2 separate regions of the Homo sapiens genome follow, and region 2 is linked to region 1. Evidence: chromatin loops called from intact Hi-C (ENCODE). Cell type or tissue: gastrocnemius medialis. All regions are shown on one strand. Each heading gives the region's core, and the rest is flanking DNA. Links, peaks and the distances in the headings are about the cores only.

Region 1 (5,252 bases), core at 744-4,743:
AGCAAACGTGAAGGGGAAAGCCACTGCAGCCGTGGTGTGAGGGTGAGCAGTAGTAAACAGGGGTTCCAAGGCTTTTGCCACCTGCATGCCTAAGAAGGTTTGGTTTTGGCATGGGAACCTGAGCTGAACCTTGGGGGACAAGTGGGTTTTGTATTAAGAGGAAGAAGCAGAATGGCTAGAGGAGAGAGTTGGCTTAGCAAGTGCAAATCCTGACATTTTCCAGTTACATGACCTTGGGGAAATCACTTAACCTTTTAGGTTTATTTCCTTGTCTGTAAAATGCAGGCAAGAGTAATCTCTTCTTCATAGGGTACTTGGGGAAATTAAATGCTGCAATGTTTGTGGACAGGTAACACAGTACCTGAAATGACCATTAGTAAATATCATGTTGGGAGATGGTGAAGAGCAGGGCTGGAGTGAGGGGCTTAAGGAAGGTCACATGGAGGTGGGAATTCAGATTCAGAGGCCACCACAGCCAGCTTGTGGGGTGTGGCTCTTGTTCTGGAGCCTGGGTTGAGTTTTTTTGTGTTTACTGAGCAGCTAGTATGTGCAAGGCACATTCATTTAACCCCAGCGCTCCAAGAGACTAACTTCTGAGGCCCCTGCTGCAGGGAGCAGGGCTGTGGCAGGGGTAGATGGGAGCTTGGGAAGGGGTTGAGGGGGCTGGCCCAGGCTTCAGTGAAACCAGGTGTGAGGAGGTAAAGTGAGAATGAGGCTGATGGCTTGGGGTGGGTAGCAGTGAGGGCAGGTGCTTGGGCCAGGACTGGGATCCATGGGTGCTCCCATGGGCCTGCAGGGTAGACCCACTGGCAGGACTGACTAGGTCAATTTTAAGCCACAGGAGAAAGCCGGTGGGGGTGTTGGAGGAAGCAAGGGCTCCGTAAGGCCCTGACGGATAGAGTAACACAGGTGACATCACATCAGAAATGCCCCCTACCTGGCCCCAGACCAAGTCCCCAGAGTCTAAGGCCACGTGCAAAACTAGTATTTCATGAGGTTGACCAACAAGCTGCACCGCCTGCCGCATGAATCCCTGAGCTGCCAGGCTCAGGCCACTGCCCCCCAGCCCCCACCCCCATCCACCCCCTGGGAATCCCCACTTCTGTACAATCCTCCAGGCAAAGAGCGGCTCTGGCCTCCTCGGGCTCTGGAAACACCCTAGCGGGCATCGCTCCACTGGCTTCTCTGCCTGACTGCCCGCCCCTGCCCCTACCTCCTCCCCCGTCCCTCAGGCTGCACTCAGATGACGCCGTTCCTGGCTTCTGTCTAAACCTGGGTCAAGTTTAGACAAAGAGACTCCCTCATCCCCTTCCCAGCTTCGTTTTCCTCGGGATCACCTGTGACCTCCCATGTATTGTGTGATTGTAGATGACATCCGTCTCCCCTCCTGCAGTACTGAGGCCTTCCATCATCTCTTCTGTCCCCTTTGTATGGAAGCACCTAGAACAGGGCAGCACATGAGACCAGATGAATGAATGGATGAGCCAGTGAACAGGTGAATGTGTGGAGTTCAGTGGCCCGTCCAGATGACCAGGGCCGCATGGCTCACCCCAGAGATAAAGCCAGATGCACTGGAGCCCCCGGGTAGAAGCGAAGGTGGAGAGGAGCCAGCTGAGGACACCAGACCCCTCCCCTAGGAGAGGTCCCCAGTGGGGGAGGGAGGAGGGGAAGGAGGGGGAGCTGGACAGTCTTCTGAAGGAAGGGGTGAGGCACTGTGCCTCAGCTTTCAAAGGTCTGGCAGTTTCGAGGTGGTGGCAGTTTGGAAACTGGAAGCAAAAGCGATGTGGCCTCCAGTGAGTCCCCAGTCAAAGCCGGAGTCCTGCTGGCGCTGGGGCGGCAGCCAGCGGCGGGAGGCACAGTGTGATCTGTTCAATGGCTTCCTCTTTTCAGAGGCTGCTGGCTCACCCCGCGGGAATGAGGTGGCACTTCAGGACATGAGGCTTGGAGCTGGTGGCAGATTTCTTGGAACTGGCGGTGGGGAGATCTAAATTAAGAGCTTTCTATCACACCAAATAAATAGAAACTGAAATAGAGGACTGAAGGAATTAGGCAGAATGCCTTTATACACAACTTCTGAAAAATACCTAGAATGGTATTTATGCACTGAAGTCCCAAGGTATTTGCTGAAAACAATGACAGGTCTGTTTGACACAAAGGCACATGTTACAGAGAGCAAGCTTGTCTCTTTGAAAGTGCCTGCCACAGGAGCCCTGTAACCATACCAGCTGCTCGTTGTGGAGGCTGTCCTGGCAAGGCCAAGGGACCGGCCCCAGTCCTTCCTCTGGGAGGTAAGATGAGTCACCTCTGGCATGGAGGTGTCCTCCTGGTGGCTTCTTTTTGGGCACTCCTGAAACAGACCTGCTTTGCATTCACATGCACCCTCTCAGGCAGGGCCTGGCCAGAGGCAGGAAGGGGACTTCCTTGGTGTTTCGTAGCACAGGACCTGTTGTGGCAGGGACAGAGGTTCTGCTGGGAGTGGCCCCCAAGGAACCACTAAGAGGCTAATGCAATGACAGACTCGGCCTGTCTCTGGGCCAGAGACGCTGCAGAGAGCAGTGTCTCCTTTCCAGGATGGCAGAGAACCAGGCAAGGCCAGGCGGTGGCAAGGGAAGTGAGGACCCTAGCCAAAGAGCAATGGGAAGGAGCTCTCTCAGCAGAAATCATCCCAGCAGGGTTTGCTGAGTGCCTGAATCACCATTTCAAATGTGAAATGAGAAAGGTATCAAGCACCACCAGACCAGCACCACCAGACCAGCAGAACTCCAGGCTTTACCAGCTTTTCCAGGGAAGCAAAACAGCATTTGCCAATGACTGTGGTGTTAGTACTCCAACGATGGTTGATTTCAAGCTACCAGTGTCACCCCACTAAACACAGAGTTGGGAAGAGTTGCATTATACGGTATTTCCACCATACAGATACTATAGACCTCAATAATCCCAACATAATAAGTTGAGGTAATCAGGAGTACATTGGTTTTTGATATAAGTGTATACATGATTCAATTTTTTTTTTTGTTTTTTGAGACAGGGTCTCACTCTGTCCCCCAGGCTGGAGTGCAGTGGTGTGATTACAGCTCACTGTAGCCTCTCACACCCCAGACCTTCACCCATGCCCCAGAGAACAGCAAAACAGGTCCTTGCTAAGTACATGGTCCTACCTGCTAGAACCAGGAAACTTCAAGACAACTTAAAATACCCTGTGTATTGGTCCGTTCTCACGCTGCTATAAAGAACTACCTGAGACCGGCTAATTTATGAAGAAAAGAGGTTTAATTGACTCACAGATCCACAGGCTTAACAGGAAGCATGGCTGGGAGACTCAGGAAAATGTACAATCATGGAGGAAGGTGAAGGGGAAGCAAGCATGACTTACATGGGGGCAGGAGAGAGAGAGCCAAAGGGGAATGCCACACACTTCTAAACTATCAGATCTCATGAGGACTCACTATCATGAGATCAGCAAGGGGGAAATCCGCCCCCATGATCCAATCACCTCCCACCAGGCCCTTCCTCCTATTCGACGTGAGATTTGGGCAGGGACACGAATCCAAACCCTATCACCCTGCCAGCAATGTTCTAATTTATATTTCCTTGGTGATTGATTTTGAACAAATGTGGCTATCAAAATGCCTACAAACCATCTGGATACTTGCGAAGTGCCTATTCAAATCTCTTGCCTATTTCTAATATATTGTTATCTTTTTCTTACTGATTTGTAGTTATTTGTACATTCTGGAGGAGTCTTGTTGGAAGTGTGGATTACCAGCGTCTTCCACTTCATGGTTTGCCTTTTCACTCTCTCAACAGCAACTTAAGAGTTCTTAGTGCAGACCAAAATCCAGTTTATCAACATTTTATTCTTGGAGCTAGTGATTCCTTAAAATCTTTGCCTATTCCAGGGGCAGGAAGATTGTCTGTTTTCTTGTAGAAGCTGCATTATTTTGCTTTCCATATTGAGGACTGTGATCCATTGGGAATTGACATTTGTATATGCTGTGAGAGGTCAAGCTTCATTTATTTTCATATGGAGATCTTGTTTTTGTTTTTGTTTTGAGACAGGGTAACTCTGTCACCCAGGCTGGAGTGCAGTGGTGCAGTCTCGGCTCACTGCAACTTCTGCCTCTCAGGCTCAAGTGATCCTCCCACTTCAGCCTCCCAAGTAGCTGGGACCACAGGCATGTGCCACCGTGCCTAGCTAATTTTTGCATTTTTTGCAGATGGGGTTTCACTATGTTGTCCAGGCTTGTCTCAAACTCCTGAGCTCAAACAATCTGCCCACCTCAGCATCCCAAAGTGCTGGGATTTCAGATGTGAGCCACCAGGCCCTGGCCCCCAAATTATTCTTCTTAACATAGTTAAAAGTCTCTTTTTGCCATGATGGTTTATCAATCCGACTTGATTAATGGATGACTCATTAGGATTTTCTAGTTTACTATTGTTTAGTTTCTGCATTCTTGCTAATATTTATCTTTTTTCACCTTTAAAGGGAGAATAGGAAGAGACAGTATAAAGTGGAGGCAATGGGCTGGGCACAGTGCCTCATGCCTATAAATCCCTGCACTTTGGGAGGCCAAGGCAGGTGGATCACCTGAGGTCAGGAGTTCCAGACCAGCCTGGTCAACGTGATAAAACCGTGTCTCTACTAAAAATATAAAAATTAGCCAGGTGTACTGGTGTGCATTTGTAATCCCAGCTACTCAGGAGGCTGAGGCAGAAGAATCGCTTGAACCTAGGAGGTGGAGGTTTCAGTGAGTGGAGATCATGCCACTGCACTCCAGCCTGGGCGACAGAGCTAGACTCCGTCTCAAAAAAAAAAAAAAAGTAGAGGCGATGATGGAACAAATGGTAACAGTTCTCACCCTAAGCCAGGGAGTCTGGACTACACACCTCCACTACAATGAGCCTTGCCTGGCCACACCGATGCTCCAGGGCATATCCCTAGTGAGCCCACCACAGGGCCCTGATCCTCAACCCAAACTGGATAGGAAAGGTTGACTCAAAGCTGCTCAGTCCGATAATTTGGGAAAGCCAAAAGGTGAAATGATCCATTGCTATAGAATCACAATATTCCTGAAGTCAATTCAGGGAGATCTCAGGAACAAAGCTGTTATTTTCCAAAACGACTTTGAGGTGATCTGATTTCTTCTTGCTCTTTTCACCACTGGATCGTGTTCCAATCCAGGCCACACTGAGGAAGTGGACTTCCTAACTAACGGCGGCTTTCCTACTGTACTATCCTACTCTTTCTTGTG
Region 2 (5,252 bases), core at 501-4,500, 130 kb before region 1:
AACAACTTGTTTAAAAAATTACAGGACAATCGGGGAAATGGAGCACTGACTGGATTTTGGTGATATTCAAGAATAATTGTTATAGTAAGGTCCTTTCTTTCTTTCTTTCTTTTTTTTTTTTTGACAGAGTCTTCCTTTGTCACTCAGACTGGAGAGCAGTGTTGCAATCACGGCTCACTGCAGCCTCAATCTCCTGGGCTCAAGCCATCCTCCAGCCTCAGTCTCTCCAGTAGCTGGGACTACAGGCGCAGCCACAATGCCAGGCTAATTTTTGTATTTTTTGTAGAGACTGGGTCTCTCTGTGTTGCCCAGGCTGGTCTCAAACTCCTGGGCTCAGGTGATCCTTCCTCCAGGGTCTCCCAAAGGGCTGAGATTATGGGTGTGAGCCGCCACGTCCAGCCTGTATTCTTTTTTTTTTTTTTTTTGAGATGGAGTTTCGCTCTTGTTGCCCAGGCTGGAGTACAATGGAGCAATCTTGGCTCACTGCAACCTCCACCTCCCAGGTTCAAGCGATTCTCCTGCCTCAGCCTCCCAAGTAGCTGGGATTATAGGTGCCTACCACCACACCCAGCTAATTTTTGTATTTTTACTAGAGACGGGGTTTCACCATGTTGGACCAGACTGGTCTCCAACTCCTGTCCTCAGGTGATCCGCCTGCCTCTGTCCCGTGTTCTTTTTTGAATAGTTTTTATCTTTTAGGAATTCTAATGGAAATGACAGGATGTCTGGCATTTACTTCAAAATAATCTGAGTTGGAAAGTAGGTGGGATTATAGATGGAATAAGACTGGCCAAAAAGCTAATAACACATGTAGAGTCTGAGGGATGAGGACATGACGTTCATGATCAAATTCTCTCTAACTTGATGTCTGTTTGAAATTTTCCATAACAATTTTTAAACAACAACCAGGAAAAACAAATATTGTGACAAACGAACAATAAGACAGGAAGAAAAAGCCGGATTTTGTGTGTGTTCCATTTCCTACTAGGCAACTCCTCAGGTATATTGAGAAGAAATAAACTTGTATTTTAAGGTAAATAAAAGGAATGAGAAACAGGAAAAGGGAGAAGCCCAGTGCTTTTATTTTCCCAAATAACGCTAATATCACTGCACATTTGCATAACGTTTTATGGTTTCAAAGTACTTTTATCTCATTTGCTCTTGGAAGAAGCCTGGTAAGCATATTTGCTGTCATATATGACATGTGATAATATGTCTTGATTATGTTGTTTTTGCATTAAAAAAACTATTTGCTTTAAACCCCTGAAAATATTTCCTTATTAGTCTCTTAGTTATGCTTAAGGATTTATTTCCTGTCCTAGCTTTTGGATGGAAAACTCAGCCTGAATGTCTATTTACAATATTAGAATGCTTAAATGTTCCCCTCTCATGGTTTGGTGCAATTTTATTTTCCTTTTTAGCTCCTATTTGAGGGAATGTACAGGGGTGGGGGAAACCCCTTTTTTATTTCCTTTGAGTCTACCCAGCTGTTTTATTTTGCGTTTGCTTATTTCCCATCCTTCCAGAGTGTGAAGCCATCAGAAGTGTTCTGTTCTTTTTAATACTTTATCAGCATGTCATTTATTAGCCACATTATTCTTTATCTCTTTCCTGTGAAAGCTTTTAAAGTAGAAATTGATGAAGCCATGTCTTTTGTTACTTACATATTATGCCATCAACATTTACAAGTACATTATAAGATTTAAACATAATATCCTAACTTAATGATCCAATTTTTCTTTTCCTTTTTTTCTTTTCTTTTCTTTTTTTTTTTTTTTGGCAACTCAGGTTCCAGGATTCTACCCTGAGCACAGGAAACAACTAGAGTCCATCCCCCACCGCGCCTCCGCACTACTCCCCGGGTATTAAAAATTCTGAGCCAGTCACAGACCTTTAACAAGGTCAAGAGCACTAAATGCCTTATCTTTATGAGGGCAACACATTCCTAAATTGACATGAAAGACCTGGCTGTGTTTGGCCGGCACTGGTGTTTATGGAGACACAACTGCCATTCAAGCATGCGAGGAATGATACGTCATACCAAGACCGTCCTACAAGGATCCCTAAGCAGTGCATGGATGGTGGAGAAGGGAGTTGCCCCAGGGTGAAGGCTTCCCTGGGCTCTGACAGGGGTTACTGGATGACTCTGCAAATATTAAATATAGCTGCATGAATCACACTACAAAATTCCAGGCCTGAAATCTGGTGTCAGGCATAACAATTTGTTCTCCCTCCCTTGCTCATGAATAGCAAAGAATCAATTGAAGAAATTTTGGTCTGTTTAGAGAGCACTCGTGTTTTGTTCCTCCCTCTGGAACACACGTTCTGCATTTGACATGACACATGCTTCTCAAGTGTTATTTTGTGTTTATTAATCTTTGAACTGAATTGCCAGTCCTTCAACTAGAAAGACATTTTCCCAGAACCCTCCTGACTCATGCTAAGGGTACACAACAGCTGATAAACTCCAGTGACCTCAGAGGAGACAGATGGGCCATGTGGCTTCTAACACCCACGTGGCTGTCTGGACCATGGATGACAGCATAGCCCAGGTTAAGCTGGTTGGCAGAAATGCTCAGGACTTTTCCACATTTACCAAGCTGAAAATAGTGGTTATGTCACCTGCTCTTCCATTCTGTCACATCACTTTCCGTATTATCACCTTCTTTACCACTATCCCTCCTTCCTTGCGTGCGTCCGTGCATAGTTTTCCTTATAATTACAAAATAATATGTGCTCATTGTAATAGTAACAAGAGCTAACATTTATTGATTGCTTATATGGTGAACTCTGCTAAAAGCTTAAAAGTATGAATTCGTTCATCTTCAGCAATTCTGTGGGATAGGTATTTTGATCTCCATGTTGCAAATAAGAAAAGCTTGACCATGAAGGGCTCAGAAAGTTTATCACCCAACCATCCTTTCTGAAAATATTTCCTTCGGGGGGGAAAAAGTAATTCAAGAAAGATAATTAAATTCAAAACATGAAAAAGTGGTAACAAATATAAATAAACTGATAAAATTTATACTGAGATCTTAAGATTAAGACATTTAAGAAACTATTTTAAAGAGAAAGAGAAATGTAGAAAGAATTTTATTGCTCAATTGGAACTGAAATTTTAGATTATTCCTACAAAGCATGAGATGTTTAAGATCTTATCTTATTCCAGAGGGAAAAATTATGGATACTGATTCATTCTAAATGTTTATGGAGAAAGATGTTTAAAAGGTCTTATTAAATTAAAGGCCATCTCCTCTAAACTGCCAAGGTCATCGAAACAAAGAAACTGTCATAGCCAACAAGAACCTAAGGGAGACAGGAGGCTGATGTCGTGTGGTATGTTGACACAGATTGTAAAATTTTGACAAAAACCTGGGAAATGTGCATAAACTACAGATTTTAGCTAATAAAATGTGTCACTATTGGTTCATTAATTTTGGCAAGCATACCATATCCATGGAAGCTATGAATACTAAAGGAAACTGGGTGTACTAGGTGTAGAGTAAACAGAAACTCTCTGTACTGCCTACAGCACTTTCCTTTTTCTTTTTAGAATCTAAGTCCTAAAAACATTACTCTAAAGTAAAAATATTTATTCTAAATAATTCTAAGTTAATTCTAATTTAAAATTAATTTATTCTAAAATATAAAGTTTATTTTTAAAAATAGGAGCAACCTCATAGGGCTGTCGTAAGGATTAAATGAGATCATCAATATAAAAAGGTCTGCATAGGGGCTGGAACATAGCAGGTGTTCAAGGAACATGAGCCTTTACCTGAAAATAGACAAATAGGAAGAAAGCCCAGCTCCGTGGGGTGCACCTGTAGTCTCAGCTACTCTGGAGGCTGACGGAGTAGGATCCCTTGAGGCCAGGAGTTCAAAGGCCAACCTGGGCAACATAGCAAGATCCCATCTCTAAAAAAAAAAAAAAAGAAAAAAAAAGAAATAGTACGTATAACTTTTCAAACAACCAGAAGAGAGTTTTAAAAAAAGAAAATTCAGTGTATAAAAAAAAAATCCTAGGAAATAAGAAAGTAAAAGAAATAATAAAGAGAACAATGTAATAAAAAACATAAAATATCAGAAATCAGTAACTATATTAAATGTGAATGGGTTCAACTCACTATTTATTTATTTATTTATGACAGGGTCTCACTCTGTCACCCAGACTGTAGTGCAGAGGCACAATCATGGCTCACTGCAGCCTCGACCTCCCAAGCTCAGGTGACCCTCCCGCCTGTCACCTGAGTAGCTGGGACTACAGGCATGTGCCACCACGCCCAGTTAATCTTTGTATTTTTGGTAGAGACGGGGTTTCGCCATGTTGTCCAGGCTGCTCTCGAACACCTGGGCTTAAGCCATCCACACACCTCAGCCTCCCAAAGTGCTGGGGTTACAGGTGTGAGCCACCACACTCAGCCTCAACTCTGTTAAAGGGAAACATTTCACACCCCTTAAGACGTCTACTATAAAAAATAAAAATAAAACCAAAAACTCCACAAAAATAACAAATGTTGGCAGAATGTGAAGTAATTAGAACGCTTGTGCACAGTTGATGGGAAAGTAAAATGGTGAAGCCACTATTGAAAACAGTATGGCAGTCCCTGGAAAAATTAAACAGAATTACTATGAGATCCAGTAACTCAACTTCTGGGTATATACCTCAAAGATTTGCAAGCAAGATCTTGAAGGGATATTTACATATCTATGTCCATTGTAGCATTGTTCACGAGAGCCAAAAGGTAGAAGCAAATAAATGGATAAACAAAATATAAGGCAGGCGAGGTGACTCATGCCTGTAATCTCAGCACTTTGGGAGGCCAAGGTGGGAGGATCACTTGAGCCCAGGCATTGGAGACCAGCCTGGGCAACATAGCGAGACCTGGAATTTACAAAAATATTTAAAAATTAGCCAGGCCTGATGGTGCACCTCTGTAGTCCTTGGGAGACTGAGGTGAGAGGATCACTTAAGCTGGGAGATCAAGGCTGCAATGAGCTGCGATAGTGCCACTGTACTCCAGCCTGAGCGACAGAGTGAGACCCTGTCTCAAAAAAAAAAAAAAAAAAAAAAAAAAAAGGCTGGGCGCAGTGGCAGCTCACTCCTGTAATCCCAGCACTTTGGGAGACTGAGGCAGGTGGATAACTTGAGGTCAGGAGTTCAAGACCAGCCTGGCCAACATGGTGAAACCTTTCTCTACTTAAAAATACAGAAAATTAGTGATAGGCACTTGTAATCCCAGCTACTCGGGAGG

Evidence for each region. Hi-C counts contacts between places; a loop is a spot of excess contacts. Peaks named below come from ENCODE experiments on the same cell type or tissue, not always from the same donor. Only the 100,000 strongest peaks of a DNase experiment are listed, where the experiment ranks them.
Region 2: a loop joins it to region 1, with 5 times the contacts of the local background. A loop is called at or near these places in 1 of 110 quality-filtered maps.

Annotation. Positions count from the first base shown.
Region 1 is chr21:37,204,842-37,210,093 of GRCh38, reverse strand. DSCR9 (Down syndrome critical region 9) reads right to left here and starts at 1,591. Exons shown (of 3, transcript NR_026719.2): 1 at 1,550-1,591; 2 at 1,338-1,440. RefSeq lists enhancers at 1,603-1,792, 2,091-2,927. In gastrocnemius medialis, for the core only: no CTCF peak of the experiment used is centred there; DNase peaks (open chromatin) are centred at 1,893 and 2,393; H3K4me3 peaks cover 1,690 bases; H3K27ac peaks cover 4,000 bases.
Region 2 is chr21:37,335,991-37,341,242 of GRCh38, reverse strand. No RefSeq gene overlaps it. Among named protein-coding and RNA genes, the nearest start is that of DYRK1A, 28 kb to the left of the region's middle. In gastrocnemius medialis, for the core only: no CTCF peak of the experiment used is centred there; DNase peaks (open chromatin) are centred at 2,092, 2,502 and 3,811; H3K4me3 peaks cover 790 bases; H3K27ac peaks cover 3,149 bases.